Linked DNA regions of Homo sapiens: region 2 is linked to region 1. Evidence: chromatin loops called from intact Hi-C (ENCODE). Cell type or tissue: PC-3. All regions are shown on one strand. Links, peaks and the distances in the headings refer to the core of each region. The heading gives the core; the rest is flanking DNA.

Evidence for each region. Hi-C counts contacts between places; a loop is a spot of excess contacts. Peaks named below come from ENCODE experiments on the same cell type or tissue, not always from the same donor. Only the 100,000 strongest peaks of a DNase experiment are listed, where the experiment ranks them.
Region 2: it touches region 1 in a loop (4-fold over the local background); 5 of 110 quality-filtered maps call a loop at or near these places.

What each region holds. Positions count from the first base shown.
Region 1 is chr13:34,457,987-34,473,734 of GRCh38, forward strand. All of the region lies in intron 2 of LINC02343 (long intergenic non-protein coding RNA 2343), which reads left to right. The region is part of intron 2 of LINC00457 (long intergenic non-protein coding RNA 457); the gene reads right to left. Among named protein-coding and RNA genes, the nearest start is that of LINC02343, 120 kb to the left of the region's middle. In PC-3, for the core only: a CTCF peak has its summit at 9,131; DNase peaks (open chromatin) are centred at 4,945, 11,445 and 11,795; H3K27ac peaks cover 5,551 bases.
Region 2 is chr13:34,156,020-34,171,767 of GRCh38, forward strand. No RefSeq gene overlaps it. Among named protein-coding and RNA genes, the nearest start is that of LINC02343, 180 kb to the right of the region's middle. RefSeq lists an enhancer at 534-1,733 and a silencer at 1,242-1,301. In PC-3, for the core only: no CTCF peak of the experiment used is centred there; a DNase peak (open chromatin) is centred at 6,222; H3K4me3 peaks cover 1,271 bases; H3K27ac peaks cover 2,534 bases.

The DNA.
Region 1 (15,748 bases), core at 4,876-12,875:
AACAACGATAAGCACCTGACTGAAGATGGGTCAGTAAGTCAGAGACCTTTGCCAATAAATTTGGAATTGGGAAGAAAACAAAATGATGACAGGAAAGAACAAAGACAGAGAAGTTGTGATAGGCAGCCTCTGAAAGGGCTCCCAGTGATCTCTATCCACTGGAGTGGATGTCTCTCCCATCAGTTCAGTGTGGGCTGAAACTAGTGTCTCATTTCTAACAAATAGAAGACCTAAAACTGAGAGAATGTCATTTCCATGATTAGGTTTCAAGAAGACAGAGACTTCCATCTTGCGTTTCATCTCTGATCTCTTTCACTTGCTCAACCTGATGGGAACCAGCAGTCATGTTGTGAACTGCCCTAGAGAGGGGCCCATGTTGCAAGGAATTAAGAGGGCTTAATAACCTTCAAGGAACTGAATCCCGCCAACAGCCAAGTGAGGGAGTTTGGCAACTTCATTAGTGAAGCCTTCAGATGAGACTGCAGCCCTGGTCAACACCTTAATTGCAGCCTCGAACGAGACCTTAAGAAAGAGGACCAGCTAAGACAAACCTAGATTCTTGCTTCCACAGAAACTGAGATAATACATGTTTGTTGCTTTAAGCCATCAAGTTTTGGTGTCATTTGTTACACAGCAATAGGCAACTAATACAGAGAAACAGAGGCAGTGACCCTTTTGGAAGCAACGTTTAAAAGATATGAACACAGCAGTTGAGGACGACCACACTATGCCATGTAGAGGAGGGTGAAAAGAACTGAGTCTTAAAAGAAAAAAAGCCTTTAGGAATAGGCACGTGAGAAGCAGATGCAGAGTGTGAGTGAGAACACAGAGTGGGTTCCCAGTGGCTTGCCAGTTCTCCATTCCAGTCCTTCCCAAGGCCTGGCTGCACTCCTGTCTTTGTGTTCTGTGAAATCTCTGGTACTTCATAATAAATTGTCTTTATTTTCTTTATTTATCTCAGTTGGTTTCTATAACTTGCAATCAGAATCCTAAAAGCCTAGGATGTATCAAGTTGCACAGCTGTGATTTTTGAAGGCAGCCAGACACTTGACAATGAGTTTGGCAGTTTAAAGAGGCTCTTGGCTTCAGAAGCACCCAGATGTTCTGAGCCACCTGACTTTGGGTCATAAGAAAGCGAGCCAACTTCAAGAGTATCTAGTTCTCAACCTACTGCTCTAATCAATGATCAACCATGGCAAAATCTATTCCGTGTTAGGTGGTTTGAATAATATTTGTTCAGAGCTTAGAGATCCCAGCTGAAAGCTGTTTGAAATACACAATATTGCTGTTGACACAGAACAAACTGTTATCCTTTCTTCTAAAGAACACAGTGATATTTTTGGAAAGCCCTTATTATATTACATGATGGAAATACATATCCAGATGAGGCATATTTTAATTCTTAGAAACAGCCTAACTACATAAAATGTACTATTCTCTCTTAATCCAGTTAAATCTCTTTGGTGTTTTCTGTTTTAAAGTCGTGTCACTGCCTAATCACTCACCATCTTAACAAAATTCAAAGCAGTTTACATCTTACAGGCTTGGTAATAAAACAGAGACTTAAAAGCAATAAACATCTTTGAAACAATTCATCCAGCCCTAAAATGGTGCCAGAATGAGTTTTGGAATGATAAGTTTGAATTTAAAAATCAAAATTTGCTCTCAGGCTGGGACTTAAAATGTCACAAATACATTTTCATAGCTAAGTTATAAACCTTGAAAAATGGCCTAGATGTCCAAGCAAATACAGATGCACTGCAATGCTTCTTCAATGCTGTCAGGACACCCACTTGGGGTCTCTTCATGCATATATCCACATGCATGTGTGTTATCTGGATTTTTGCCTTATTTCCATGTGTTTAACATTCATTCTTATGTTGAAAGAACATGTTTGGCATGAGCACCGTTTATCACTGGTGCTCCCCTACTTCCCCTTGTCTCCAGGCTCCTTGACCGTGGTGAACACCCCATTTCCCCTTCCTGAGGGCCATATCACACAAACCTCGAGGTCCCAGGCAACAGGAAATGAGCAAAGTGTCATGCATTAGAGCAAGAGAGTATGTTAAGAGAGGTTGAGTAAGCTTGTTGTGGTCACGTTTTGGAGTGTTTTACTCAGGTGCACGTGACACCAACAGCCTTCTTCATCCACGAGGGTACCCTCCTCTTGCGTATGCTGACTCTACCATGCTGGTACGCCATGAGTCTGCAGCTCCACTGCAGCTGACTGCAACAACATTAAACATCTGACATAGAAGGCATTCCAACTCATTTTCTTTATTTTGCAATTGTTTCTAAGTTGTTATTATTCAATTCATCCTCAAAACAAGTTCTCAGGGGTAGAGTTATCAATCTCTGGTTAGACTTTTCTTCCATCCCAATCCAGCCTTAAACTATAATTGCTTGGTGTCCTGTCCTTCCAGTCCCCATCTGCCCTCTATGCTTAGTTGATTGTCATACCCATCCATGGGCAGGCAGGTTTTTTCTACCTGCTCAGATGATCAAATTTGCATAGTCACGATTAGCAGGCCATGGGAGCTGGGATCTTGGCTGCAATTGTCAATTGTTCTACCATTGACAATTGAATAATAGCATAAAGAGTTATCTCTTGAATAATAGCATGAAGAGTTGTTGTCAGTTCTGACATTTATGATGACAATAAAATAAAGAATATCTGGATAAGAATATTAAATGAACTATATGGAGTTTGCTAATTTTTTTACTTTGGAGAATATGTGCCTGTGCATAGCCTCAGCTCATGAATGTGTATCTCCCCTACAATACCAAATAGCCATTTTCTAGTCCATCAGCTTGGAGGCCTCTTCCTCCCCAGATGCTCAACTCACTCCTTCCCCTTCTTCAGGTCTTTCTGCTCAGGCGTTGCCTCGTTGTAGAGGTTTTCCATCACTGTCCTCTATCAAATAGCAATCCCTGCCCCTCTGCCACATACCCTGTCTTCCTTATCCCTCTTTATTTTTCTCTATGCTTCTATAACATATTATTATTCATCTTCCTTCACTAGAACCTAAGAACCATGAGGGCACAAACTACTGTGTGGCCACAGCCTGGAACACAACCTGGCATTCAGGAGGCTCTCAATAAACCTCTATGGTAGGAATGCATACAATCAGTATATATTCAAATACAAAAAAATCAAAATTTCAGTAAATCATGGTTCTAATTCTTGATGAAGCTTAGTTGGCACAAGAACTGTCTTACTTGGCTATTTGGGATATCTCTCTACAACTGATGTTGCTCATCTTTTTGCTGTATTCTTGCTCCTGTCACACTGATCTATATCAGGTTGCTGCCTTGTATTATATCTGATTCACAGAAAAGTCTCGCTCTCTCTATCTGCAACTACTCAAAGTGTTCATTATAAGTCAAGTTTTGATCAACTCTATACCTCTAATTATCTCCATTACTGATAGCTTCTGTGCAGCTCTCTGCAGTGTTAGAATTAAAAATGTCCTCCTTTCTCAAGTGTACTCTGCACAAGTGGTGGATGAAAAGTCTAAAGCAGCTTCCTTCCAGGTTCTGCTTTGCAGAGCATGGGTTTATGCATCACCCAGACCCATGTACTTGCCTTGGTGTTGCTTAAAGCCATGGAGCTTGGTTGCTGCTACTACTTCTGCTACAAATGCAGGGCTCTGATCTGTTTCCCTTTGTTGCTTGGGTGCCTCCTCTTCCACACAGGCCGTGCAAATACCCTAGTGCTTCCCTGTCTTTGCTCAGCGCATACATGAGAAGTGTGTAACTGTGAAGTGGAGGGTACTAATATACCACACAGGCAAATTTTAATCAATAGGAGACAGAAGCCGGTAAAATAATAGTTCTTCTTTTTTCCCTCTGGAGTGATGATTGAAAGACACAGTAGCATCAAGCATCCTCTCCAAAGCTTCCCAGGACACTAGGCAGTCCTTTCTTCATGAAGTGCTGCCACCTTGGAGACCCTTCTATTTGCTCACCCTCCTTCCCTGCCTCACTCCAACTCTTTCTCACTCCTCCTTCCTGGGATTCACTCTTCAATAACATGTTGGCACAAAAGCCTTATTTCAGGCTCTGTTTCTAGGGAATTCAGGCTAAGGTTATATATATAGAGAGAGAGAGCTTTTAGAGGAAATAAAATAACTTTCAGGGAAAAAAACACAAAAATGTAAAATAAAATAAAAGCAAAGACAAAATAATAAAACAAAACAGTAACTAAAATTGTTTCATTGCCTAAAAGTTATTATTGCTTTTATTTCCTATGTCATACCAGAAGAAAATTTTTCTAAGTAGAGTGGCTTGATTTTGCTGGATAATTATTTGGATCCCACTAATATGTATGCTTTAAATGTACTTCAGAATACACAATGTCTATTCATATACTTCGTTTCATCTCATCAATAATTAGGAGGACAGTCACTGTTGGACGTATTAAAGAGTGAGCTCAGTTCTTACTCCCATACCACCTAAGAATCCTTTGAAGATAAAGCACTCCTGACCTAAGAATGAAATAATAATGATAGTAATTTCAGTCTGCGTGATTAGAGAAGGTAGAGATCTGTGGTCCAGCAAGGTACTGTAGGCTCCTTAAACAGATCACATTTTGTCTTACGTGTATTTCTAGCTCTAATAAAGTTAATTCACATTGCTTGTGGGTTCTCTATAATTATATTATTCAGATTTGTTTTTTGAAATATAAATTTTCCATGATGTTAGTAAAATAAAGAGTTTTTCTTAAAAGCCAACTTAGGAGTTTGAAACAGCATATTCAGAGCTTAGTGCCACAAAATCAAAAGAGGGAAAAAAAATTGCCTAATGAAGTAAAGAGTCTAGGTATGATCTCAGTCATACCTGGGCTCTGTACCTGGCAGGGCATAAACCTTCAAAATTTGAATGCTGAACAGCTAGTTGTGAGTTCCTTTAAAAGTCAGTACAGGGGCAGGCGACCTTTGGGGAGTGGCGTCTGTGAGTCAGTCATTTGGAAGTTGGAACATATTCCCCATGGAAACAATATCCCACATAGTGACTAAGTCCCCATGCCAATTCCTCAATGCTTATTTAACCCAAAATGCACTTGAATCTTATCTCTGGAGGTTATTTGGGTGAAAGGAAGACAAGGGAACAGAGAAAATGGACTTCCTCTGGTTTTCCTGGCTCAGAGCTCTCTTACAACTTTTGAAAAAGGACAAAATTGGCCAGGCACGGTGGCTCATGACTGCAATCCCAGTATTTCAGGAGGCAGAGGTGGGCGGATAGCTTTAGTTCAGGAGTTGGAGACCAGCCTGAGCAAAGTAGTGAAACCATGTATTTACCAAAAATACAAAAACTTAGCTGGGTGTAATGGCGCACATCTATGATTCCAGCTACTTGGGAAGCTGAGGTGGGAAGATTGCTTAAGCCTGGGAGGCAGAGGTTGCAGTGAGCTGAGATTGTACCACTGCACTCCAGCCTGGGTGACAGAGTGAGATACTGTCAAAAAAAAAAAAAAAAGAAAAAGAGAGAGAGAAAGAAAGACAGAAGAAAGAAAGAAAGGGAGAGAGAAAGAGAAAGAAAAGAGAGAAAGAAAAAGGAAGAAAGAAAGAAAGAAAAAGAAAGAAAGAAAGAAAGAAGAAAGAAAGAGAGAAAGAAAGGACAAATTTGGCTTCAGCCTCATCTCACCTTCCTCCCTTCAGCTGTTTCCTACCTTTCAGATTTCCTCCCAAAGACCTACCTCTCAAAGCAGGGCACCCACAGTCACTCCACACCCACCACCTACTGCTCCATCAGAGCCTGCACCCCGAGGTCTCTCTGTGATCATAGGACCTGCCCCTGCTCAGAGCTGCCCCTCACAGATGCTCAGGATGGGCACAATTTGCCCAACTACTTCACATGACTATGGGACTAGCCCATCACATACCATCACCCTGCCAGGAGCTTAGACCGTCGAAACAGGTTGGTTTTACACAAAGAGGTGTTAACATAAGAGTATTTGTTAACGTATTACATAAGCTGAGGAAGTATCCCAGGGCCTGACACACTTGAGGTGACCACCCCTATAGAGTAGACCATATTGTGGATATATTGCACTGCAGTGATGCACAGATTTCCAAACACCAAGAGAGAGAGATCAATTAGAGTCGTTTTTTCAGCTCCTAATTCCCTATCAAATGGCAGGTCGTTTAGGGCAGATTGGTTTTCCAGAACTCTGTCCTCTGTATCAGCTCCCCTGAGATGACTCAACTCTCCATGGTTTCTTTACTTATGAAATTACACACGTCTTTTTTAAAAGAAACAAAGGTTGGATGTGTTTTCCCTGCCTCCTATGGTTGTGCCAAGGGCCTCTGCTAGAAGGAAGAAAAGACAGACAGAGCAGGCCTGGACAGCAGTTGTCACCTGGACACATGGATGATTGGTCATTGGGGACTGATTATTGAATATATAAAATAAAAATCTGGCTGAGTATAACTTTTGTTTTAGGCAAAAATATGAACTTCTTTATTTACCAAAATATTTAAGTCATAAAAAAACCAGACTTTTTGCATTAAATGCAGTGATTAATGTTCTGTCCTCCTCTAAGTCAGCACAATGAATGACTACATTTGCTTCTTGAATGTAGGAGCCCCCCAGTCCTGTTGACTCCCATCTCTTTCTTCCCCACCTCTAGGACCTAGAGCAGGACTTTGAGGACAAAAGGTGTTCAATAAGTGGTCTTATTAAAAGTCAGTTTACCAAAACTCCTACTTTCTTCTCTAAAAGCCACTAAATATATCCAAGGGTGGAAAGAAACTGCAGATAACCAACGACAAGGCCTTTTTTTCCCTCTTAAGTGTGGTCTTTGGACCAAAACCAATTGTGAATCAAAACCAAGCACATTTCTGACTCCCACTACAGATGAGGTAGATAATGTCAGCTGGGAGCAGGTGGGAAGGGTCGCAGCCCAGCACTGTCATCTGAGCCCGTTACTCCAATGAGCCTGTTAGAATGCTACAATCCAGCATCTTAGAAGGCTGCATATCCTTGCAGATAGGGGAGGAACAAAAAAGAATAAAAGGGGCCATATGGAGCCAGGAGCTTGCCCCCTGGATCAGCAGTTCAGGATGGGCATGAGAGCACTCTGGGTGCCTGGAAAATAGGCTGTGCCTGGCAGTCAGGGAGCACCCTAAAGGAGGACTGAACTGCTGAAGCACAAGACAGACGCAGGAGGCAGCAGGCAAGGCCCTGGAGAGGAAGCCACTAAGTCACCAGGAACCCTCAGTGTTGAATCAGCAACTGCAGTTCCTTAGAACATTCCAGAAGTGTCCTTCTCTCTCTAAGACGAAAGATACCTCCCACCCACCTCCACACTCTCCCTAAGTTTCAAGGCTCTCTCTGTTATTGTGTGGATGATAAATTTGGCATTAAATGAAAGTACTGTTATTAGATGTGTATTGAGCACTCATGTTCCTGCCTTATCCTTCTTTCATTATTTATGAAAGATGAGGAAAGCTCCAACCTGTCTCTCTGAGATAAGAAGGGTGAGATAAGAGGTGGGAGATCTCAAACAAGAGCCTGGTCAGCCACAGCCACGGCAGTGACAAGATGCTCCAGAGGAAAGTGGAACCCAGGGCTCTGGACTACATCAGCATCACTGCCCACCTGAGGCTCTCCTATCAGCCCTGTGATGGTTAATACTGTCAACTTGGTTGGATCAAAAGATGCAAAGTATTGTTCCTGGGTGTGTCTGTGAGGGTGTTGCCAAAGGAGATTAACATTTGAATTAGTGGATTGGGAGAGGCAGACCCATGTTTAATCTGGTTGGGCACTATCTAATCAGCTGCCAGCATGGCCAGAATAAAGCAGGCAGGAGAAGATGGAAGAGCAGACCCACTGAGTCTTCTGGCTTTCACCTTTCTTTCCATGCTGGATGCTTCCTGCCTTCAAACATCAGACTCCAAGGTCTTGAGCTTTTGGACTTACACCAGTGGTTTGCCAGGGGCTCTTGGGCATTCAGCCACAGACTAAAAGGCTGACCTGTTGGTTTCCCTACTTTTGAGGTTCTGGGATTTGGACTGGCTTCCTTGCTTCTCAGCTTGCAGACAGCCTATTGTGGGACCTCACCTTGTGAATGTGTGAGTCAATACTCCTTAATAAACTCCCCTTCATATATACATCTATCCTATTAGTTCTGTCCTTCAACAAAACCCTAATACAAGCCCCACCCTGGAATTTGTTTTACAAAGGAGATATCTTTCCTTACAGTCTTCTCCTGCTTGGTTATTGGTCTAGTGTGGATATTTGCCTTCTTGTGTTTTTGAGACATGATCAAATGACTGGATGGATAATGTGTGTGTATTTTTATTGATGAGGAACCTCACACATAAGAAAAGAAACCTGATAAAGTCAAGCCAGGAAAAGCGCAGAACATGGCATTTGCTCCTAAAGAAGGCCCTCATGAAGTAGCTTTAAACAAACTTTGCTTCCTTCAAGAAACCACCTTCTCTAGAGAATACCTGTTGGAGAGATTAAGTATCACTTGCCCCATGAATTTCAGCGTGATTCATTCGGCAAGCATTACTGAGTGCCTGTTATGTGCAGGGCTCTCTACTAGGCATGGGTAGACAGTGAGTGAAACTAGACACAGTCTTTGCCTCCCAATTTTAAGAAAATGCCTCCTGATTGGTAAAAATCTGGAGACCTCTCCTCCTTTGGCCCCTGGAAGGGAATATGATATTCCTAATAAAGACATTGTCTTTCCTATGAGACACTTCATAATTTGCTCAGGAGGGGAGCTCAGATTTACACTAGAAGAGAAACTGTGAGGTCTCCAGTGAGTTTGGGGTAACTGTGAAATGAATCATTGCCAGTTGGTCTGTGGGAAGATCAATTCCCATACAAAGCACCAAACAGAAATTCTGGAGCCAACTGACATCTGCACTTTATTCCTCCTCTCAGTAGCATCACCATTCAAGTGGCTGTTACACTTTTTATTCTCCACCTGCTTTTGGTGATTTTACTGAAGGTGAACAAGCTTGAGGAACCACCTGAAGAAAGAAGGAAACCTGCCCTTCTGAGCTAGTCTTTTAGATAGCAGCACTGAGCAGCGCAGATTGACGGGATCAAAGCTGTTGGGGTCAACTGCAACTACTGGTTCTGCTGTTGTCTGGTCTATTCACTCACCCCTTCTAGACTAATTTCTGGAGACTTTAGCAACTCGTTTTTCAACAAAATGCAGATGACTTCATTTTACTTTGCCTTAAGCTTTATATAACCTAATACTTAATATGCGCTGAGTAATTCTACTGTACCCCATCAAAAAGCAGTCTGCAAACATCCCAGAATATCACGTCACTTTGACTTGGATCATAATAACCTATTAACCCTCTTACTGAAATCTCAGTTTTGTGAAAACTTGTATTCTAGAACCCTGTTGAAAGCTACAGAGTTGACCCAAATACCCTCAGCAAGGCTTTTTATATTTTATATTTGGCTTTCAATAGCTGGAAATGCCACAGCTTCACTTCAGGTTGGTTTTAGGGTTGTTTAGCTGCTGTCCTTTCCTCTAACACCTAACTCATTATCTTAAAAGCCTAGAAGAGTTAAATCATAAAGTCTGATTGTTCAGGGCACCTTAAATGGTCAGAGTACGGAGCTTTCAGCAAAACCTTGGGGATTTTTCCAATAGCAGCCAACCATAGCTGTACAAACACATTGTAATGAAACTTGACTGTGTCTTGCTGTCAAACAAGTATATGTAGGTATAGCACTGAAAAACTTGTTTGAAAGTCTATGTCCCTGGGGCTCTTGGAGGAAGGCTGTCTTCTTTTGCTGCCTATACTTCGGGGAACTGAAGTCAAAAGCACAAAACAACATAGTCAGTTTGTCTCTGGGAATGCCTAGCCCAGTGCAGTGTTGCCTTGTTACAAGTTCCTATGACATTTACCATTCCCTCGTGACAAGGGGCCCTCACCTTCATTGTAGGACATCCCTCTACTGACTCATAAGGTATAATATTAGAAACCTTTTCTGCTGGGTTTCTCATGCCTATAATTCCAGCACTTTCAGAGGCCAAGGCAGGAGTATCTCTTGAGCCCAAGAGTTAGACACTAGCCTGGGCAACATGTGAGACCCCATCTTTACTAAAGAAATAAAGAAATAAAAATTAGCCAGGTGGGGCAGCACATGCCTGTGGTCCCAGCTTCTCAGGAGGCAGAGGTGGGAGGATTGTTTGAGCCTGGGCTGTCAAGGCTGCCATGAGCTGTGATCATGCCACTGCACCCCAGCCTGGGTGACAAAGCAAGACTCTGTCAAAAAAAAAAAAAAAAAAGGTCAAAAGAAACCACTTTCTGATATAATACAGACATTTTATTTTCCTGTGAGACCCTTATTTCTGCTGATTCTATAAGATCATTTGAAACAGGTTTGCCCCACTCTGGAGTTTACTTCTTCATATCCATGTTTCCTTTACAGAACCAGAATTATCTTTCTTTTCTTTCAGGAACAAGTTTCTTTGACACACTGTTTTATTTCAAGCTTCTCATTTTTATTCAGTTACTACTTTCATTTGTTTATTCATTCTTTCAGTAAGTGTTTGTTGAAGGTCTGCTAGAAGCCAAAAATCATTCTCGGGCCAAAGATATGGTAGTGAAAAAGACAGACAAGATCCCTGTTCTCATACAGTTTATAGCTTAGGGGATAATAATAGCTAGAATCATTGAGTGCTAAAGACTTTACACTCATTACCTCCTTTAATTCACACACAGTCATATGAGGGAAGCATTAATATCCTTATTTTACAGGTGAGAAAAGTGAAATTCTAAATAGCATGCCCAAGGGACCCCAGCAATCAGGAAGGAATCCGCAACTGAATTTGGATCCACTCACCTCTGCTAGTTATCAAGATCCAAGCAGGGGACCCGGCGTTGCCTGTACCCCACCATCCAAAACTCCTGCTCACACATGTGCCTTTCCCCTTTCCTTTGGCATTACTATCACACATCTCAATTGCCTTTCTTGATTGTCTCAGAGTCTCCCCAGTAATTCCCACTTATACAGAGCAACGGCTATATCTATATTCATGGTTACTTTCAACACATGATTACCAAATGGGAAAACATCTGTAACATAACAGGTTTCCTTTCTGTCTTAATTATGGGCCTAGCAATCAGAGGAACTTTAATATTTAATATCTAAGCAAAATACTTAATGATTACAAAGTGATGTTCCACTTTTGATGTAAAATCAGAGCTGAAGTGAACTCTAAGAAAATCAACTCTATTTGCCTGACACAGAGGCAGGCCAGAGGCTGGAAGAAAGAAGGCATTTAAACTCATTAGAGCTGACCTATATAACCAACTTGGGTCTCAGCTCTGGTTTTTGCTTTGCTTTTGGTTCATGAATTATACAGGCAATTTAACTCATGAAGATAAATGAGGCTTTTCATTGTCAATACCCCTCCACACCCCATGACGCAGATAAGCTGATAAACAGGCTGCTAATTTTATTAACATTTTGCAATGTATGATTCAGTGTTGTTCACTGTAAAAACCAAGCTTCCTTACTTTAAATATTTACCTTCTTGCCCCATTGTGCTTTGCCTCCAGTAAGAGTTGGAGTACTGCCAATATTGTTCTCCCTGTGATAGGTGACAGATTTCAATAATTATCAGAGTATATCACTAAGAGATCTTTTTTTACATTAAAATGAAATACCAGGACTGCCTAACAGATGACAGTTTGAAACTAAGGGGGAACAATTTCTATTTGTAATAAATTATCTTAAAGATCCCTGCCTATGAGTATTTATAGAGGGTCACTAAGAGTAGCTTGACTTTGCCAAACCTGTTTTAAAAGGAGCCACCCCCAAAATTTAATAGCATTTGTGTTTTGCTGGTGTCATCACCGTGTATGGGAGGAAGATTTTGAGATGTCTGGTTAGGCCCTGGAGGATTTGCTCTGCACAGCAGAAAACAATGGAGCCAAAAAAGCGAGCTCTCCCCCCAAAACAATGTCAAATAAATGATGATGACCCCCAGGTTTCCTGGGTGAGAGAAGCTAGAAGGTCAGGGACTGACAAGGCAGCTTCAGATAAAGAGTTGGAACAAAAAGTATGAATAACGTCGGGCTTTAAGAACACATTTTCACATGCCGCTGGCATGCTTTATGTGTTTGTGCACAGCCCTGATGGCTTTACTACTAGGAAACTTATTTACATTTTACCGGGTATCAGGAGACCTGGTTCAGAATATTAGTTTTTTTACCTAACTAGCTAGGTGACCTTCGGCTAAGAAATTAACTTGAGTATGTTTCCTACCATTTCCCAGAGAGAGCTGTTTTAAGGATAAGGTACAATGTGACATAGTGTTTGGCCCACGGAAGTGCCAGTTTGTAGCTTTTTTCTTTACTTACAATTTATTATTGTTGTTCTTATTGCCACTGTCACTTATTTTGGGAGTTAAAGTCATTTATATTATTTTTTTCCAAATAAGGACTATATTCCCCTGGCCCATCTGGCATTAGGCTTGGCCATGTGATTTCTTTGAGCCAATGAAATGTAACTGAAAGTGATGCATGTCGCTTTAGAGTAGAAGTTCTGAGGTCATGCTGCAGTGCTGCCGTTACTCTTTTTCTGCTGCCACAAAGACAGCACATCCCAGATAGGAGGTTCTTTCCATCAGAATACCAGAATGAAGAGTACATACAGAAAAGAGCCATGGTTGACCTGCACCTGACATGTAAAACAACTTAGAACAAAAACCTGTATTGTAAGTCACTAAGAGTTGTTTGTAACTGCAGCAGAACCAAGAATAACTTGGCTCTGATACACCTAATACATACCCTTGATTTACAGGGTTGGGGTAATTTGGAAAGGCAAAGATTTCAGCTATGATCCCACCTGCCTTTAGAGGTTCTACTCCAAGCCTCCCATAGTATTAATATTCGGCGGTTCAGAATCTTGAGGAGGCCATTGTGGCAAAACAATGGAATACCTTCACAAGTTATTTTTATTTCTCAATCACTTCTAATCATCTCCAGCTCACCCCACACTAAAACCCTCATCTATGTTTGCATAGAGCATCTAACTAGAACATCTTCAAGTGCAAAGAGGAATGGATACTAAAAATCCTTAAGACATACTGTTGGGGAAACAATGCCTACGATATAGAAAGAATCTTAAGAAACATGTCTGGCAAATATATAGGAGCAGAAAAAAAAGGGCATTTTCCTCCAGTGAGAAATCTGTGAGGCTTTGTTGAGCCGCCACTGTTCTAAGAGTTGTAGAGAATACAAATGTGATTAAGGTACATGCCCTGTCCTCCACGAGGTTATGGGTGAAGGAAAATAAGATAGTGCACAAATAACCAAAATTCCAAGTGACCGTGATAAGTCCTATAGAAAGATACAAACTGCTATGTGATCACAGAGGAGCAAGGGAGGACCTCCGGCTGAGGTTGGAGAAGGCTCCTAGAAGCAGCTGATCATCGTCCTGTACTTCTGCAGGCTAGATAGCACTTCCGTTATCAGGTATTGGGGTGGAGGAGAATTCCAGGGGAAGAGAACGGCAGAATAAAAGTATAAACAGAAAAAATAAAGTTATTTTCAGGAAATGGTGATCAATTGTTTGATTAGGCAGAGGGTTCATGAGGAAGTAGTGGGAAGCAAGGTTATGACTTGGCTGTGTTAATGCTAAGGTGGGGAAGGCACTGAAAAAACTAAGAAGGGGCAAAGACTTTCTGGGAAGCAATTCTGTGTCCTTGAACAGGGAATGACTCACCTGAACTGCATTCATTCCAAGTTTTACTTAAACAAGAGAATCAAATGCCTTGGCTAAATAGCAAGAATTAGAAGATCTAGTCAAGATGATGGCCCAAGCCCATGTGTTTTACTCCCTCTCTTCCCCAAAATTCCACTAAAATGTCAGTAGTAAAGAAGTACAAGAGGCTGGGCACGGTGGATCACACCTGTAATGCAGCACTTTGGGAGACCCAGGTGGGTGGATTGCTTGAGACCAGTCTGCACAAGATGGTGAAACCCCATCTTTACCAAGAATACAAAAGATTAGCCGAGCATGGTGGCATGCACCTGTGGTCCCAGCTACTCCCAGATACTTGGGAGGCTGACGTGGGAGAATCACTTTAACCTAGAAGGCAGAGGTTGCAGTGAGCTGAGATCGAGCCACTGCACTCCATCCTGGGTGACAGGGTGACTCCATCTCAAAAAAAAAAAAAAAAAAGAAAGAAAGAAAGAAAAGAAAAATGACAAAAGGACAAGAGTAGTACAGGGAATCTATCAACCAGACAGAGATTTTGATAAATTTCTGGAAGATGGCCAGTTGGTAAGATTACATTTATCGATAAGAAAGCATGCAGAAAGTCTCCACTCAGCATCAGAGGTAGTAGCCACTCTTCCCAGTCAGCTCAGCATATTTTTGAAGCTACAAACTGGTAAGTGAAGATGGCAGTGGGCAGCCAGGCAGGGGTCTAGGGGTAACTGAAGGTCTGTCTGTGAAGCAATATCCCACCCCCACCTCTGTTTTCTCAAGCCCCTAACAGCGGTGGAATTTATCACCAGGATAAGACTGGGAACTGATCTATAAAAAGGTTGTTATCTATCAAGGAAGGGCTAGGGGTACTAGCCTGTGGGTTGCTAAGACCCTCTTCATTTCAGAGGAGTAGAATGTAAATACAATTGTTGCTCTGTATCCCAAGCTTGCACAGCTGTGGATTCAACCAACCCTGAATGGAAAATATTTGAAGAAAAAAAAATGGATGGTTGCATCTTTACTGAACATTTAAAAAAATTCCTTTTTCTTGCCATTATCCCCTAAACAATACAGTATAACAACTATTTACAAATGATTTACATTGTATTATAATAATTTAGTGATGATTTAGAGTATACAGAGGATTTACGTAGGTTATAAGCAAACACTATGCTATATTTTATCAGGGACTTGAGTATCCATGGATTTTGGGATCCCAAGGAGGTCCTGGAACTTCCAGGGATATCAAGGGATAACTACACTGGAAACTTTAACAGTGTGAAAGTAATGGAACTGCTATCAGAAGGAATGAATGGAACCATAATTTCCTCTCCTAAGTCGTATCTGCACATACTGTCTAAAGTTGACAGAATAAGACAGGTTGGAGTATGTTTTTTAGACGTATACAGGTAACCAAAATAAGATCCAAACTTTTTTTTTTTTTGAGACAGAGTCTCTCTCTGTCACCCAGGCAGGAGTGCGGTGGTGTGATCTCGGCTCATTGCAAACTCCACCTCCCGAGTTCACACCATTCCCAGGTTCACACAATTCTCCTGCCTCAGCCTCCTGAGTAGCTGGGACTACAGGTGCCCGCCACCGCACCCGGCTAATTTTTTGTATTTTGTTTTAGTAGAGATGGGGTTTCACCATGTTAACCAGGATGGTCTCAATCTCCTGACCTTGTGATCCGCCTGCCTCAGCCTCCCAAAGTGCTGGGATTACAGGTGTGAGCCACTGGGCCCAGCCAGTAAGATCCAAACTTTATAGCACAACTAAGAAAAAGTGAGAAGTGGAAAATGAAATGAAGAGAAGATTAAGTATGCCGAATTCCTCATCTTTCATAATGAGAATTTACTGAATATATTTACATTTTTTAAAGTACAAGAAGTGTTGCTGTAATCATGTAATTTATATATATGGAGGTAGCCACTAGAAGAATAAAACCAGATAAGATTAAATACTGTGGCTTCTGGAGAATAAAGCTTGAGTGGAGTAGGGGACTGTAGAGGTTGAGAGAAAATATTTTTATTTTATTGTATCCTAA
Region 2 (15,748 bases), core at 3,074-11,073, 300 kb before region 1:
CTCAGAGCTGTGACTCAGCACAGGGTTATAACACTCTGATTTATCTTTCTCTAATCTCTTCCTCAAGGTCTGAAAGAATCTACTGTGCAATTTAGCAGAAAAAGTAGACAACCTCCGCCCGGCTCTTGTGCTCCGGTAATCCTCTCTCGAACCTGTGAGCAATTTCCAAAATCCGGTCTCTTTCTTCTAGCTCTGGTGTAAATGTCTTAGAAAGACTTGTAAACCAGAACAAGAATTCAAATAACCTGCCAGGTCAGTGTGCTTGCATAGACTTTTGAAGTTTAGAAAGATGTATGTATGACCAGAACCCCAAAGAGCTAAGCAAGATGACTGGAGGTTGCTGTTTCCAAACACCATGTCTGCACGCAGGGAAAATGTAAGCAGGTTTAATTGTCAGGATCTCAGTACTCTGATCCCGCCTACAGTCCATCCTCTCCCAGGAACTCAGAACTCTAAGCTCTTTCTCCAAGAACTGCTGGGAGGGGACCCTGGATTTTCCTTGGGGAAAATCCAGTGTTGCCAGGCTGATGACAGATTGCTGTTTGGTATTATTAACAGATATCAGTTGAGGTTGGCAAAACCTCTCTCCTTCCTTCTGCCCCCTTGCCTGTCGATATTTATTGATTCTCCATAGCGTTTAGAGCTGAATTTAACTCCCCATTTTTTCTCTTCTCAGCCTCTCCCTGTTAACAGGTTCATCCTCTAATTCTGAGTTGAAAAATGGATCCCCTTCCCTTCCAAAGCAGGGAAACTTGACTACAGGCGATCACATTTTTTTTTTTAAATGTGTTAAGAATCACAGCAGTTGTCCACTGTTGACAAAATGCTCAAAGGACAGAGGTGTGAGGGCTTGTGAGAAAATCCACAAATTCATCATGAAGTCCGTCATGGCAGTTAACTTGAAAACCAGGGATGACAATGTGGGTGACACCTCCTTCTTAGAGTGTCCCATCGCAGAGAACAGGGGTGGCTTGATCTGTACGGCATCCAGCATTGTGGGGCCTATGGTAAGCATTCCGAGAAATAGGGGGAGCATGTAGCATCACAGGCAAGAGGCGAGATGAATGAACTTTCTGTTCATTTGAGAGTGCAGACAGAGGTAGGAGGAAGTAGGTGGAAATGAATCAGTGAAATAAACCGGCATCTGCTCGCACACGGAGCATGCCGTTTCCTGACATGACTCACTGCCCAGCTCCTCCTGCCGCCTCTGACTCACCGTGCAGAGAGGCTGGTTTCTAAGGAGACCACTGAGGGCTGGGCAGTAGCCACCTGTGTAGACACTGTGCTCACATGGCCGTGGAGCCTGTTATCTAGAAAGCCTCATTTCTTTAAATGTCATTAGAGAGAGAGAGAAAAAATATTTCTTAAGGTTATTCTTGAGGTTATTTACAGACACACATCTGCTAGGAAGGAATGAAGTTCTTTGTTTGTCCAAAATAAGCAATTGATCCATGTTTTGGCCAACAGAGCTGTGCTAAATGCTGGGCACATTTGGAATGACTGGGGGATAGGGGAAGGATGCAGGAATGAAGAAGAGAAAAATGGAATTGATATTTCAAAATAAAATGCAAGTAAATCTATGACATATACTTACATAATAGTGGCTCACATGTTTAGTACTCACTGTATGATGGACATTGCCAATAAAAGATCAGTAAGCCCAGTTCCTCCCCTCTCAGAGCTAGTAGGTCCCAGGACGGTGGAGACAGCGAGCTTCTCAGAGAGCAGCTTTTCTGCAACTCATGGAGGGTGGAGAGAGAAGTTAATGTACCCAAAGTGAGAGACACAGATGGCACCTACAGGAGCCTTTCCATTCTCAGGCCACCCAGAATCTCAATTAGTCCCACACAATGGTGTAGAAGCTCTCATCTAACTTGGTTCATTGAATGAGTTTGAAAATAATGGTAATACTGTTTGTCAGTAAAGAGATGCTGGCAAAATACTCCAAAAGTTTCTGCTCTTAAAGAGTTAACTACTTCCCCTGAATACCTATTTGTATTTTTTAATAGCTTCAAAATACCTTATCACAGGCAATGGAAAAACAACAACAACAACAACAACGTCAACCTAGCCAGTGTCAAAACTATCGTAAGTTCCCAACTAATGAATTTTAAATTTTCATGAGCTTCTATTAGGTATTTTGTACCCTTAGTTTTTTTACGCCACCAACACTTTTCATCAAAAGGGCATGAAAACATTGTGTGTTTTTAAAGGGTAAGAAAATTCTGAGGTCTTATTTTCCTTTTAACCTTATGTTCAATAAGCTCACATCCTTGCAAAGGAAGTACATAATTCTACCATAAAAATCAGCCTTTCATGGATTCAGAGTTTTTAAGAAAGTCTAAAGTAAATTTATCTGAAAATAAATCTTCCTGAGAAAAAATACATTTTTTTCCTGGAGTCGTTTTTAAAAATATGACTTGATATTATAGCTGTATGAAGGAGTATCTGAAGTACTGACTTCTTATATCATTCCTTTACATTTTCCTCAGAGTTTTGAAATTGCTCCCTATTGAACGAGCCTATTCTCTGTGCAGAGGAAGCTTTTTACACCTTCTATAGGCGTGGAAGGCAGCAAGAATAGATCTCTGGATTGGATTGTTTCTGTTTCTCCCTCCTTCTCTCTCTCCCTTCCTTCCTTCATTCCTCCCTTCTTTTTTTCTTCTTGCCATTAATAAGCGTTTTTTGAACCCCAGAGTTGACCACATATTTGCTCTTCTACCTTTACTTTGGGTTTCTTTGGAAGATACATACAAAGATGGTATCTCAAGGTCCCTGGAAGAGTCAAGGCAGAGAAGATCCTCTATACATGAAAAGGAGGCAAAGAAGACATGGAGAAAGATGATGTCCTATTCTTAGTTACAAGTTTCACCAAATTAGTAGTGAGAGGATCATACATTTACAAGACCTGAAGATGGTAGATGCTCTTGGGAATATAGCAGGGTGGGCAGGAAAGAGGCAAGTGGAGACTCAAGTGCATCTCTTCAACACACTTAGACTTTAAAACTCCATTTCAGCTGGCAAAGTTTGGCAGTAGATATAGTTTTGTGAGAAGTAAAAAGACCAGATTGGAGCCATGAAAAGGAATAAAATTATTGGAGTTTCCCAGAGCCAGATCTAGGCTTTAAGTGGGAAGGAGATAATTCTTCACATTCATATCTTCATTCTTTTGCCCAGTTCAGAAGTTGCGAAAAATGAACCAATTGATGGCCAAAGACCAAATCTAGAACAAAGAGCATTCACTCTATTTTTTTTAGATATATGAGGATAGAGAATGAATAGCTTAACAAGGGCTCATCAGACGATCAAGAAGTAGGTCTTAATCCTGCTATGCTCCTGGCTTTGTGATAGCCGGGCATTCTCCATCCCCAAGGAGCTAATGGAGTAACTGTGCAGACACATAAAGATAAAAAATAAGAGAGAATGCTATGAGGACAGAGAGAGGAGGCATGTCCTTTTGGAAAACTTTGGGGAAGATTTCATGAAAAATTGATAGATTTTGGAGTATGGTTTCGAACTAGGTTTTGGGTTATAGGTAGTTTCACCACTAAGAGAAGAAGGTTAGGTCGAAGGAGAGTTATCAGGAACTTTTATTAAAGGAGAGAGTTATGAAAATGCACAGTGTCCAGACAACAGGGAATAGGTGCTGTAATTAAAAACATAAGTTATGGTGGAAGTTATGGCAAAGTCGTAAAAGAAGAGGCGGAAAATATAGAGGCCATGGTGCAAGATGTACTGATAGAGGCTGGCCATAGACAACAAAGCCATTAATTTACTTTTTCTTTTTTGGGGGATTGGTGGGGTGGGGATGTCGTGGGAAGGAGAATCATCAGTAAGGATCTGCTGTCAAGTGTCTATTTTAGACACCTGATTACAGGAGTGTGGAAGATGTGTGGGAAGACTACCTATTCTTTAACTACAGCTCCCTGTTGTAGGTTGAGTTCCTGGAAAGGAGCTTATGAGATGGAGATTTGCAGGTAGGAAGTTTATTGGAGATTGCTCTAGGGTGCAGGCATCAGGATTAGGCAGGGGGAGAAGTTGCTGCTACCATCACAACAAAAGCTTCAGGTTATTCCAGAGAGCCGCCCAGAGCTCGGATGGCATGTAGAGTTGTATCAAGTTGAGACAATGAGGTGAGACTTTATCTTCATATCACCTAGTCATTGGATAAAGAAGAGGGTGTGACCTTGGTCAGCTGAGGTCAGTCAACAGGAAGAAGAACTAAGCTGCAAGCTACCAGTTGTCACCATGATCAACACCTGGGGGAATGGGTGTTTCAGATCAATCCTCAACCCGTCTTTCCAATCTCTAGAAATTGGCACCACCAACTACCCTGTTAATCATACCAAAAGCAGGGGTACTTCCTTGGCTTCTCAGTTTCCTTTTACCCAGTACCCACTCCACTGGTAAAATCCTGTCAGCTCCTCCTTCAAGGTTTCATCTATTTCTAGTAAGAGTATGTTAATCCTAGTTCATGCCCCCTCATCTGCCATTGGGACAAGAGACTCCCGAATGGTCTGCCTGTTTCCACTCTTGCTTGTTTACAGTCTTTTCTGTATATAGTATCATATCAATGCCTGGGACCTAGGGAATACGCAATACATATAAAATATGTGAATGAATGATTTCAGAAGGTGTAATCTCTTTAGCCATAGAGGGACCACTCTTATGGAGAAATAGAGAATGTGTTGGCCTCTGGATGTCCTAAGGAAAAAAAAAAAGAAGACAATAAATAAATTTTGCATACTAGGGAATATTTTTATAGGGTAAGTCTTATAAATGTCAACACATGCCAAACACATGTCAAAGATTTTAGTTCATTTATTAATGAGGGACCCAGTCAGAAGTCACAGCCTGTTCAAAGATGAATTCAAACTATTGCACATTTATAATTTATAAATAATGCTGAAATACATTAATAAGCAGTTGCAAAATTGGATTATTGGAGACAGAGAGAAGAAAAGATCAATTACATTTCCACCAGATACAATTTATTTGCGTCTCTATAGACAAGAAAGATCTCCACTGCACTCAGTTATTTCACAAAGATATACAATTGTTCAAAGACAATGAAGTTGCAGAAACCCTATAGAATCAGTTAATCCAGAAAGATGTGCTTACATAATACCTGGTTTTCCATTGAAGATACCCAGTAATCTTTCTGTCTCATTTCAAAGGCTTTCACAATTTTTTTCTTTCATAGGGAAGAAGAAAGGAAGAGAGAAAAGGTAAATAAAACCAAGATTTCATGGACAGTGCTGGTTTATGGGTTATGTGTTTTCCTTGAGAAATAATTAATAGCAAGTCTTTTTCTCTCAAAAATGTCCTGGTTGGAAGATAGGATGTATAGTCACCCTATTTGGAATTCACTGTCATTTCATTATTATTTACTTAATACCCCTTATAACATATAACCAAAAGATGCATGTAGTAGAGATAGAGCTACGCTCTGAAGGATTCAAAACAATTTAATAATTAGTGCTTTACATTGAAGCTATTAAGGCTATAGCAGCAAATCAACCATGTGAGTTTTGAAAGCAGCACAGCCAGGAACAGCCATAGCTGTTTTCTAGGCTGTCTCCTAAACATGAACCCTAAACCATCCATCTGGATGAATTTAGTCAGTCTCTGATTCCATTGATCATTGGATCTTCTCATCGTGGGAGATGGCCCCAATGCTTGGACAACATCAGTTTCTAAAACATAAGGCATTTTGTGTTTTCTGGTAATACTCCAAAGCAAAAGCCCACAATAATATTTGTGAGTATGCATTGATCAGGGAGTGAGAGCAGAAAAGGACAGGATAACAACCATCCTATGGCTGTAATAGTCTGCATTTATCATTTCTCAAAACTAGACGAGCTGAATAAGTCTAAAGGACTGAATTTGCTTCGGATTTTCTTTGTTGTTAAAATACACTGACCTACTCCTTTATTTCCACAGCCTCTGACAGCTATAGAAGCCATAAATCTCCTTCTTTGCCCTCTCTTTCTTTTGGTTTATACTGTAGAGGGGTTTTCAAATTCTATCACCTCTGGCTTCCCCTACATGGCATCATGCTGAGAAGCAGGCAGCTTAATCAGGCTCCCAGAACTTTTAAGAAAGCTTATGAGATAGAAAGTGCTTTTCTATAAATCTTAGAGGATTTGCTTACTTTTCCCTCCTCCTTCAAACTAGGAAGTCACATTGTGAACTGTAAACAGAACTCATTCCCAAAGGGATTAAAGCTAAATTTAGAACCAACGACTTAAGAACTGTCTGCAAACAAAACCACATGTGAATCAGCTCTATGGAACAATAGTTTGAACAAATGCAAACATAGTTACTAAAATGTTTGCCAATCGCAAGCTCTAATCAGAGTTTGCTTTATTCTGAGAAGCAAATGAGAACTCTGGAAAGGGTGTCAGTTCGTCATTTGTAAGCCCTCTTTGAAATGTTAGGTCAGAGTGAAAGTTGTAACGTAAAAGTCACTTGAGTGTTGGCCTCAAGTATCACTGTATTTTGGCCGAGCCTCTGATTTGTATGTGGTGAGAATCTCTCTTAGAAACATTTTTGAATCATTGACATTTACAAAACAAGTCATTTGCCACAGAGGGCAGGTCCCTGAAGTCCGTTCTTGAATACAAAAGGAAAACAACTAGTGCAGCACCAACTCAGGCATACCAAACTCACCTTCTCAAACTGGAAGATTTCATGCCACAAGCATTTTGTAGCAGCATTCTCGGAATAGTAGTAATTATAACTAACATTTGCCTTGCCCTTTATGGTTTGCAAAGTGCTTCCAACCCAAGACGTCATTTCAGAAGTTCTCAGCATGGACCTTGTAGGAGTGGGGAAAGGGAGAGACTGTTCAGCAGCAAGTGTCAAAAGACTGCCCTTTTCAGCTACCATTTTCCTGGCCTTTGCTGTTGTGAATCCCTACAAATAAGATTCTCCTGGAAAGGAATATAAAATGTGGTTGTTATAGTCCTTCAGAGTACCTCCCTTGCAGTACTTGTTTTACATAAATACTCACTGAGTTATATACTACATCAGGAAAGGTTTCAAAAAGTGAGTACTAATTAAACTTGGAAATAGTTTTTTAAATCACAAAATAGTCAGAAGTCTGTATCTCATTTTGGTTTCACATTCAGATCAGTCCTAAAATTGGTCAGACTTTCAAGCAAAGTCAGGCATGCCTATCTGTATATTCTGAAAATTAGGTGAATTCATTTATATATTCAGTAACTATTTAAGTACCTACTCTGTCAGTGTCTCCCATTTTTAGATGATACAAAGATTCATAAAACCTCTGCCTTCCATAAGTTTATACTCTATTAAAGATGAGAAGGTACACACATAACACTTAAGATGCAAAATATCAAAAGTCTAGAGAGATGAGAATTAAAATCTATTTCTGAGTTAGGAGAATTAGAGCAACCCTCACAAAGTAAGGTTTGACTTGGGCTTTACAAAGATATATGAGAAAAGGCATTCCAAGGAGGAAAAATAGCATGCAAGATGGGAATATATAGGATGTGTTTGGGAAGTGGTAAGTTATCCATTATGGTAGGAGCACAGATGATTTAAAAAAAAAGAAACCTAAATGAATGACATTCTTATGTGGCTCTGATAATTTTTTTCTGTGCACAGCCTAAAAAAAAACCTCAGATAAAATTTAAATTTAAACCTATGCCACATATTAACATAAAATCATAGTTATATATAGAGACAAGTATATAGCTCTGAGTATAATTATATATGTTCACAACTGATTCACACTCCTATTTTTATAGCTATTATATTTCCTTTTTTTCCTATAAAGGAACAAAAAATGTTTCCTTATTTAGCAATAATGCACTTTCTTTTATCATTAAGCAAAACCAAAAAAAAAAACTAAATGAGCAACCAAAATCTACTGCCCAAAATGATCATTGTTCACATTTTATGTATATTCTTCCAGCTTTATCATCTACTATATAAATATAAATATGTTTTAAAATATTAGAAACATTTTTCTTTTTACCAAAGATTTTTTTACAAGTATTTCTATTTCTGTTGCTGCATGATATTCCATTATATGGAAGTGCCAATATTTTTTTAACCAATTTCCTATTGTTAGACATCTGGGTGGTCTATGGTTAGCAATGAACAGCCTTACAATAAACCTTTGCTTGCATCCATGAATATTTCCTTAGGATAAATAACAAGAAGTGACCTTCCTACTTCATGGTGTGTGTGTGTGTGTGTGTGTGTGTGTGTGTGTGTGTGTGTGTGTGTGTAGTCTAATTCTATTCCATAAAAGTTATACCTTTCTTGACTCCCACCTGCAGTAGAGCTATATTACTTCTCAAAGAAAATGATATAATCTCTCAGAAATATGGGATAGTCAGAAACACAGGGCAACTTTTACATTTGAGCAGAGACATTAAATCACTAAGACCTGTGTGTAGTGAGTCTTCCAACTGACATATCTTTCAACCAGAGAAGCCCTCCTTTATCCATGAATAAGCATCAGTTGCTATTCTCTACATCATGGATTCCTCTCCATTACCACCTTAGCCCTGAAAACACTTCTATCTACTCCTAATATAAGCCACGTGAAAAGCTAAGATTTGTTGCTATTTTTCATTATGCTGAGACTGATCACAGAGGCATACTATGGCAATCACAGACACTAACCTGGCGGTAAGTCAGGGCAATTTCATTACAAGTGCACGCTTGCATTTTATGCCCCTTAATCACTGTTACTGCTCTCCCAAGCAGCACATTCTTTCAGCTTGGATTTTGACAATACGTTCTTTGTCAGAGGAATGCTGCAAAGAGGGTGAAAGGGGCTGCTATTGCCAGAACAGTTCCCTGGCACCTGAGGCGGAGGTACTTAAAAAAGCCACTGTGTGCATTTACACTTGCTCCATTGGTGCACACAGCCTTACTCAAAAGAATAATGATAATGCAGGTAACAGTCTTATCTGGCTCAGCGGTTTTACCTTTTCATAGCCTCCAGATGTTTAGTGGAGTTTTGCTTATGCCCACTTCTTCAGAAAACTTACCTAGTTGTGTTAAGGTCAAAGGTACAATGCAAAATTCCCTGAGACCTGAAGAGCAGCTCTATCTGAGATGACTGAGTAGCCAACTTGCTACGCTGTGCCTCTTCTTAAAGCGTCTGTGAGCCGGGAATCACAATTATTGAGAAAGGGTCATAAATTAAATTAAATGACATGTAGAAAATGTCTGACATGTCAGAAATGTGGCCAAATAGGAATTCCTGAACCACAGTGACAAGGAAATCAATTCCATAGCTGGTGGTTGATTAAACCCAACTTCAAGCTGTCTTCCTGATATCCAGCTTCCTGGTATAGTATTTGCAGAGAACGCTTACCCAAGGTTGGCTCTAAATGAGTAATGTTATACAGACTGTGAACAGCCTTCGAAACCATGTTAGCCTACTAATTATTTGTGTGAGAGGCTTTTCTCTGGCCTGTGTTGACCGACGAAGAAAGGTAGAACCACTAGTCATGGGTAGTTACCCACACCGGGTAAAACACTTAAACAATGCCGCCACAATATTATTGGTAGAGGTGTTGTGCAAAATATTTTATAACGCATATGGAAGGAACTGACCAATCAAAACGGACAGAATAGACATCAGCCATAAAGAATTGGTAACTGTGCTGAAATAGCTGAAATGCACTGCCTGAATATCAGCCTGGCTTATAGATAAGTGTGTAGATAGCAAAAGCAACATCCATTACTGAGAACCTACCATGTGCTAGGCACTTATGTGGGGCACTAGAGACATGTAATAAGCATAGAAGCCTGTAAGATCAGTATAGCCACATGTAGTAGTAGCAGTAGGAGTAGCAGTAAGAGTAGTAGTAATAGCCATCATTTGTTGAGGCCCTATTAGGCACTGAGTGCTGTTCATTTCATTGAGTTTTTGCAACAACTCTACACCAACAACTCTACAAAGTAGGCATTATCATCAGATTACATGGATGAAATAACTGAAGCTCTGAGATGTTAAATAACTTGCCCAAACCATTCAGATACCAGAGCTGGAATAGAAAGTTCTATCTCTGTGGAAGCCCATATTCACTCCACTATGCCGTGTGGCACCTCCTTGGAAATTGCACTGGTCTCGGCTCTGCCTCTAGCAGACCACTTAGTCTCTTCATTCTCAGTATTCCTGTCATAAAATTAGGAAAATAATATCTGTACATACTAACTGCTCAATGAATTTTAAATGTATGCTTCAGGTTCTTAGCATATGTGCTTTATTAGCAAAGCACAATCCCATCCCTTGAGAGATTTGTAACTTAGGTGGTTAGATAAGATATATACATTAAACATTTATATATATATATATGTAAAACATATTAATGTGTCCCTCGCCTTTACCTGGGCAAGTCTTTCTGTCTGTTTCTCTCTCTCTCTGCTGGCCTTAGTCTGTGTACTCTGTCTTTGTGCTGAGGTAATGGTGAGAATTATATGGGTCTATTATTGTATAACATTCCAAGGTAGCATATACTAAGTTTCAAACAAGTGCTATGGGTGTCAGATATGAGAAGCACTTCTGGAAGTAGGCGGTCTGAGCATCTAAGAAAGCAGATTTCAGTGGCGGCTTGTTTTATGCCTTGAGGGGAAGGTTGACCAAAGCTGTGGGTATGTGGAAAAGAAGGGAAAGGCATTTTAGATAAGAGAAAATGCATGATCAGAGACATGGGATTGGAAATGTGAAATTTGTTTGGAGATTAGTAAACAAATCTCTTTTACTGGACTTAAAAGTTATTTTTCATAGCACAAAATGGCAAGAATAATAAATGCCAAAGAGTCAGGCAAACATCACTCAAAGCAAATATGCCCACGTCACCAAACTTGGTGTTCTAAGAATATAAAAAAAAGATATCAGTTCCTGTTATTCTTTTCTCAGAATAATACTCTTTGATATGAATATACTTAAAACCATTCAACTGTACATTTAAAAATGGTTAAGATAATTAAAAAATAAAACAAAAAACAAAAAACTCATCAATACTCTTTAGGGAAATGCCCAGTCTAAGTGCCCCAAGCCTTATAATTATCTTGGTTATAACATTTATCCTGCATTTTAATTGGTTCTTTTCTTTTCCATCTCCTGCATTAGCCTGTAATTTCTTTCTTATTGGTCTTTGTAATTCTAGGATTTAGTGTCTGACACATAGTATATAGACTAAATATATTTTAAGCAAATTAAGGGCTTCAAGTAAGCAAAAATTTTGAATAAGTTGCATTTAGCTTACAACCTTAAAACCTTCCCTAACGCTCTTGAGAATGAAGTTTAGGGTCAGTCAGCATTAAGGAGTATATATAATCTACATGTGCTGGGCATGAAATGGTTAAGCAGCAAAGCCCAAGGCCTCTGCAGCCACTGGAGCTTTTTGATCATACTGTAGGAAGCACGGTAGCATGGTCAATAACTTCTGTGGACATTAGATTTTTTTCAAGTAAATTCAATCTGTAAATTGTTCTCTTCTAGGCAAAAAGCCAGGGAGACCCATATAATTCTCACCATTACTTCAGCACAAAGACAGAGTACACAGACTGAGGCAAACAGAGAGAGAGAGAAACAGACAGAAAGACTTGTTCAGGTAAAGGCGAGGGACACATTGAATGTTTTAGCCTTCTATTAATCTATTCAAAAACTAATTATAAAGAGAAGAAATACAAGACAGAAACAGAAATAAAGTTGTTAGAGACATTGCTCTCACAAGAGAAAGATGGAGAATTTCTTACATTACATGTTATTCCTTCTGTAAGGAAAAGAATATTTGAAAGCAGACCAGGTAAGGCCAAAGAAAGCACCTTATTTTCTGTCCTATCTTTAACTTTGCTTTGATATATCCATGAAAACATACAGAAAGCCCTAAAGTCACACAGCATTAGTCACTAAGCAAACTGATCAATGATTTGAAAACACTTGGAGAAATTTCTCTAAGGTAAAATGTATTTGGGTTGGATTGTATCTGTGTGAATGGCCCATTCTGAAGCCTGGAGTATTTCCTGAGGTATTCCCTGCAACAGGGATGAAGGCAAGATCTGGCTTCTGCTACCGTGTACTGTATGCCTTGTAACAGGGGCTCTGGACTCCAAAAGAGGCTGCAGTAATCAATAACACAGCATGGCATGGCATGCAAGGGTACTAGGACATTGTGTATTGCATGCTGTTCTTAGAGGTGGAGGCAAATTCTTTATTCATTGAGGAATTTATTCATTCGATCATTTTTTAAATCCATTTGACAAAAACGGTCTAAATTTCCTCATGTTTGGTGTTAGAGTGACACAGATGTGCAGGATTGATTTGGTCTCTGCTCTTATGACACAACGGTCCAACAATGAGAAAGAGTCAGTTAAATATGAATTAAAATAAGTGTAATAGGTGCTTTGTTAGGAAAAAAATATATACTACAGGTACATAGGAAGAAATATACATGTGGGGTTCTGGGGGTGGGAAGCAAGGACCTGGAAATGTTTTTGTAGAAAGTGACTTTTATACTGACCCTGAAGTCAATGTTAAATAGTGTTGGAGGTGTTACAAGAAAAAGAAGGGAAATCTGAAAGCAGGAGTGTCTTAGTCGATTTGTGCTGCTATAACGAAATACCACATATCTTTATTGTCCAGCCTCTACTGATTACCCAGTTTCAAAGTCAGTTCTACATTTTTAGGTATTTGTTATAGCAACACCATGCTTTCTGTACTAATTTCTGTCTTAGCCCAGTTGTGCTGCTACAACAAAATGCCTGAGACTGGCTAATTTATAAAGTATGGAAATGTATGTCTCACAGTACTGGAGGCTGGAAGTTCAAGATTATCGTGCTGGTGGTTTTGGTATCTGTTGAGGGCTTGGTCTCTAATTCCAAGACGGTGCATTGGGGAAAAATACAATGTCCTCACAAGGAGGAAGGGATAGAAAGACAAAAAGAGACCCAGAGTGTCTCCTCTAGTTTTATTCCTAAGGTCACTAATCCCATTCATGAGAGCTCTACCCTCAGGACTTAATCACCTCCTAAAGGCACCCCTTCCTAATACTATCACATGGCTATTAAATTTTAATGTATAAATTTTATATGGGACACAAACATTCAGACTATAGCAGACCTCTAGAAAGAGCTGTTGCCAAGCGTGTCCACCCCTAGATGGGTGAAGTACCACAGTCTGTAAAGAAGGCTGTCATGTTTGGAATGTTTGCCTCCTCCAAAACTATGTTGAAATTTAATTGCCATTGTAGCAGTATGGTGGGACCTTTAAAAAATGATTAGGTGATGAGGGCTCCACCTTCATGGGTGGGATTATTGCCATTATAAATGGAGAAATTTGTTTACCTCTTGTTCTCTCGTTGCTCTTATACTCTTCTGCAATGTGAGAAATAGCATTTGTCTCTCTGGAGAATGCAGTGTTCAACATGCCATCTTGGAAGCAGAGGCTGGGCCCTCACCAGACACCAAACCTGGATCTTGGACTCCTCAGCCTCCTGTTCTTCATAAATTATCCAGTCTGCAGTATTCTGTTATAGCAGCACAAAATGGACTAAGACAAAGGCCAAACCTGAATGTCATAAATAATAGCTATTTCTATCAGAAGTTCGGTTTGATAAGGCCCACTGATAGGTTTTAAATTAAATATAAATTTGGCAATCCAGTTTTTGTTTCTCAGTCAATTAAAATGGGTTAGTAGTATCCAAAGAATATGTCAGCAGTTTTCATAAGAAGCATCTAGATTTCCTGATAGTGTATGTTTGTTCTCCTGGAACATTAACACTACATTCCGAACACCCAATAAGTGTTGAATATTGATCAAAAGAGACCAAACATCATTATAACCAACATGTTAAATCGGATGTTTCTCAAATGCCTATTAGGAAATGTTGGATTTAAAAGATAAAGTCCTGTCAGTTCTCAATTCCACAAGTGACTTGTAAAAATACATGGAGATAAAAAATCTGGAATACAGCATTTTTGCCAGAAAGCCTATAACACTCTAATAAATGTGTCACCTGGATTTTATCTTGAAAAGATGAGATCATTGCAACTCAAATAAACAGCATCACTCTTGAGCAGAATGGGCTGAAAAATGACTTATAGGATCACATACACAAATTGTATATATTCTTGGCAAAAATGAGAGCATTGCTTAGTTAAATATTCATAAAATAATGTATTAAAATGTTCATCTTTATATCCTGCAAATAAATGTGTTATGAGAATCATATTTTCATCTCTAGGAGACAGCTCAAGTCCTCTTGGATATAGTAATGGTGAAAACTTAAATGAATAATAACATAGTTAAATAATATTATTGTGATCTTCTATATTTTGACAATTTTGTCCTTAGTTTTGACCCAACTTCTGTTAATGAGTGAATTATATACTCATTCAATAGCCAATAACTGTGGAGTGTCTGTTATGTGCTAGGCACTGGGGATTTGATGCTGAACAGGATACACATATTTCCTGACTTCCTCTGGGTTACTTCCTAGTGGGGAGGACAGACAAATGCAAGTAACAAATAACTAAAATAATTACCAAAGATTATAAAACTGATGAAGAAATGACTAGATTCAGTTTGGACTCTAACTTGATGTGGTCCTAAGCACTAAACTGGGATTTTAGAGATATTTTCTTTTTAATATTTTTGCAACATTTCACTATATGAGGGACTCTGAACCCAGAGGCTATAGTCTCACATATAGCTGAAATTTTCAAATAATGATTAGATTTGTGCAGCAGCTTGGTGGTCTAGTTTGAGGTAAATGAGATGTCCGGAAGCTGAACTGCAGTGCAGGTTCCGAAATATTGGAAATGACATAGGTTCTGGTGATGCCTTATGGTGCTCTAAACTTTAGGTCACACTGAGGTTAAAACCAGAACAGGATTGGATCACACTCTTGGGAGCCAGACTGGATTTCTTTTTCAGTGCTTACTCTTGAGTCTGACACTTTGGTTTGTGCCATACATATCAGATGGGTCTAGTTTAGTTCCAAAGGCTCTGTCTTCCACATCCTCTTAAATCCATCTGTGTCCAGTTGAGTCTGCAGATATGCAAAGTGCTAGGACTCTGTTATTCATGTTCTCCTCACCCTGCTCTCTGCCTTCTGCCTACTATGTTGTCAAAATAACAGTAGTTGACCATTTGATGTGGTCTTTTAAAAAGAGAGATTCCCGCTTGAACCCGGGAGGCAGAGTTTGCAGTGAGCCAAGATCGTGCCACTGCACTCCAGCCAGGAGACAGAGTGAGACTCCATCTCAAAAATAAATAAATAAATAAATAAATAAATAAATAAATAAATAAATAAAAATAAATAAAAAAGGATCTTCCTAGCCTGAAATCCTAGAACAGTGTTTTTGAAGAGAGAGAAGAGAAAATAGAATGAAGAGTGGAATGGAGGAAGAGTAGAATCACTGAGGTGGGGGAGAATATTAAATCTTAATGAAGAAGATCGTGATCCTTCCATTATCTCCCAATATTTCAGTAAATGAAAACAGAGTGTCTACTACATGCTAGATAATACTGAAATATGTGACTCTCCTATACAGAAAAACCACATCCCTGGTTCAAATTAAAAAGTCCAAGCATCACAAATACTCTCAACTCCTTAATGGTCCAAACTTGTAGCAGCCTGGAATATGTTTCCAAATCAGATGGTCTTAGAACCAATCAAGATATAATCTATCTTGAGAATGCCTTGGCAATATATTGAAAGCCTTAGAAATGTTCATATTGTCTGACATA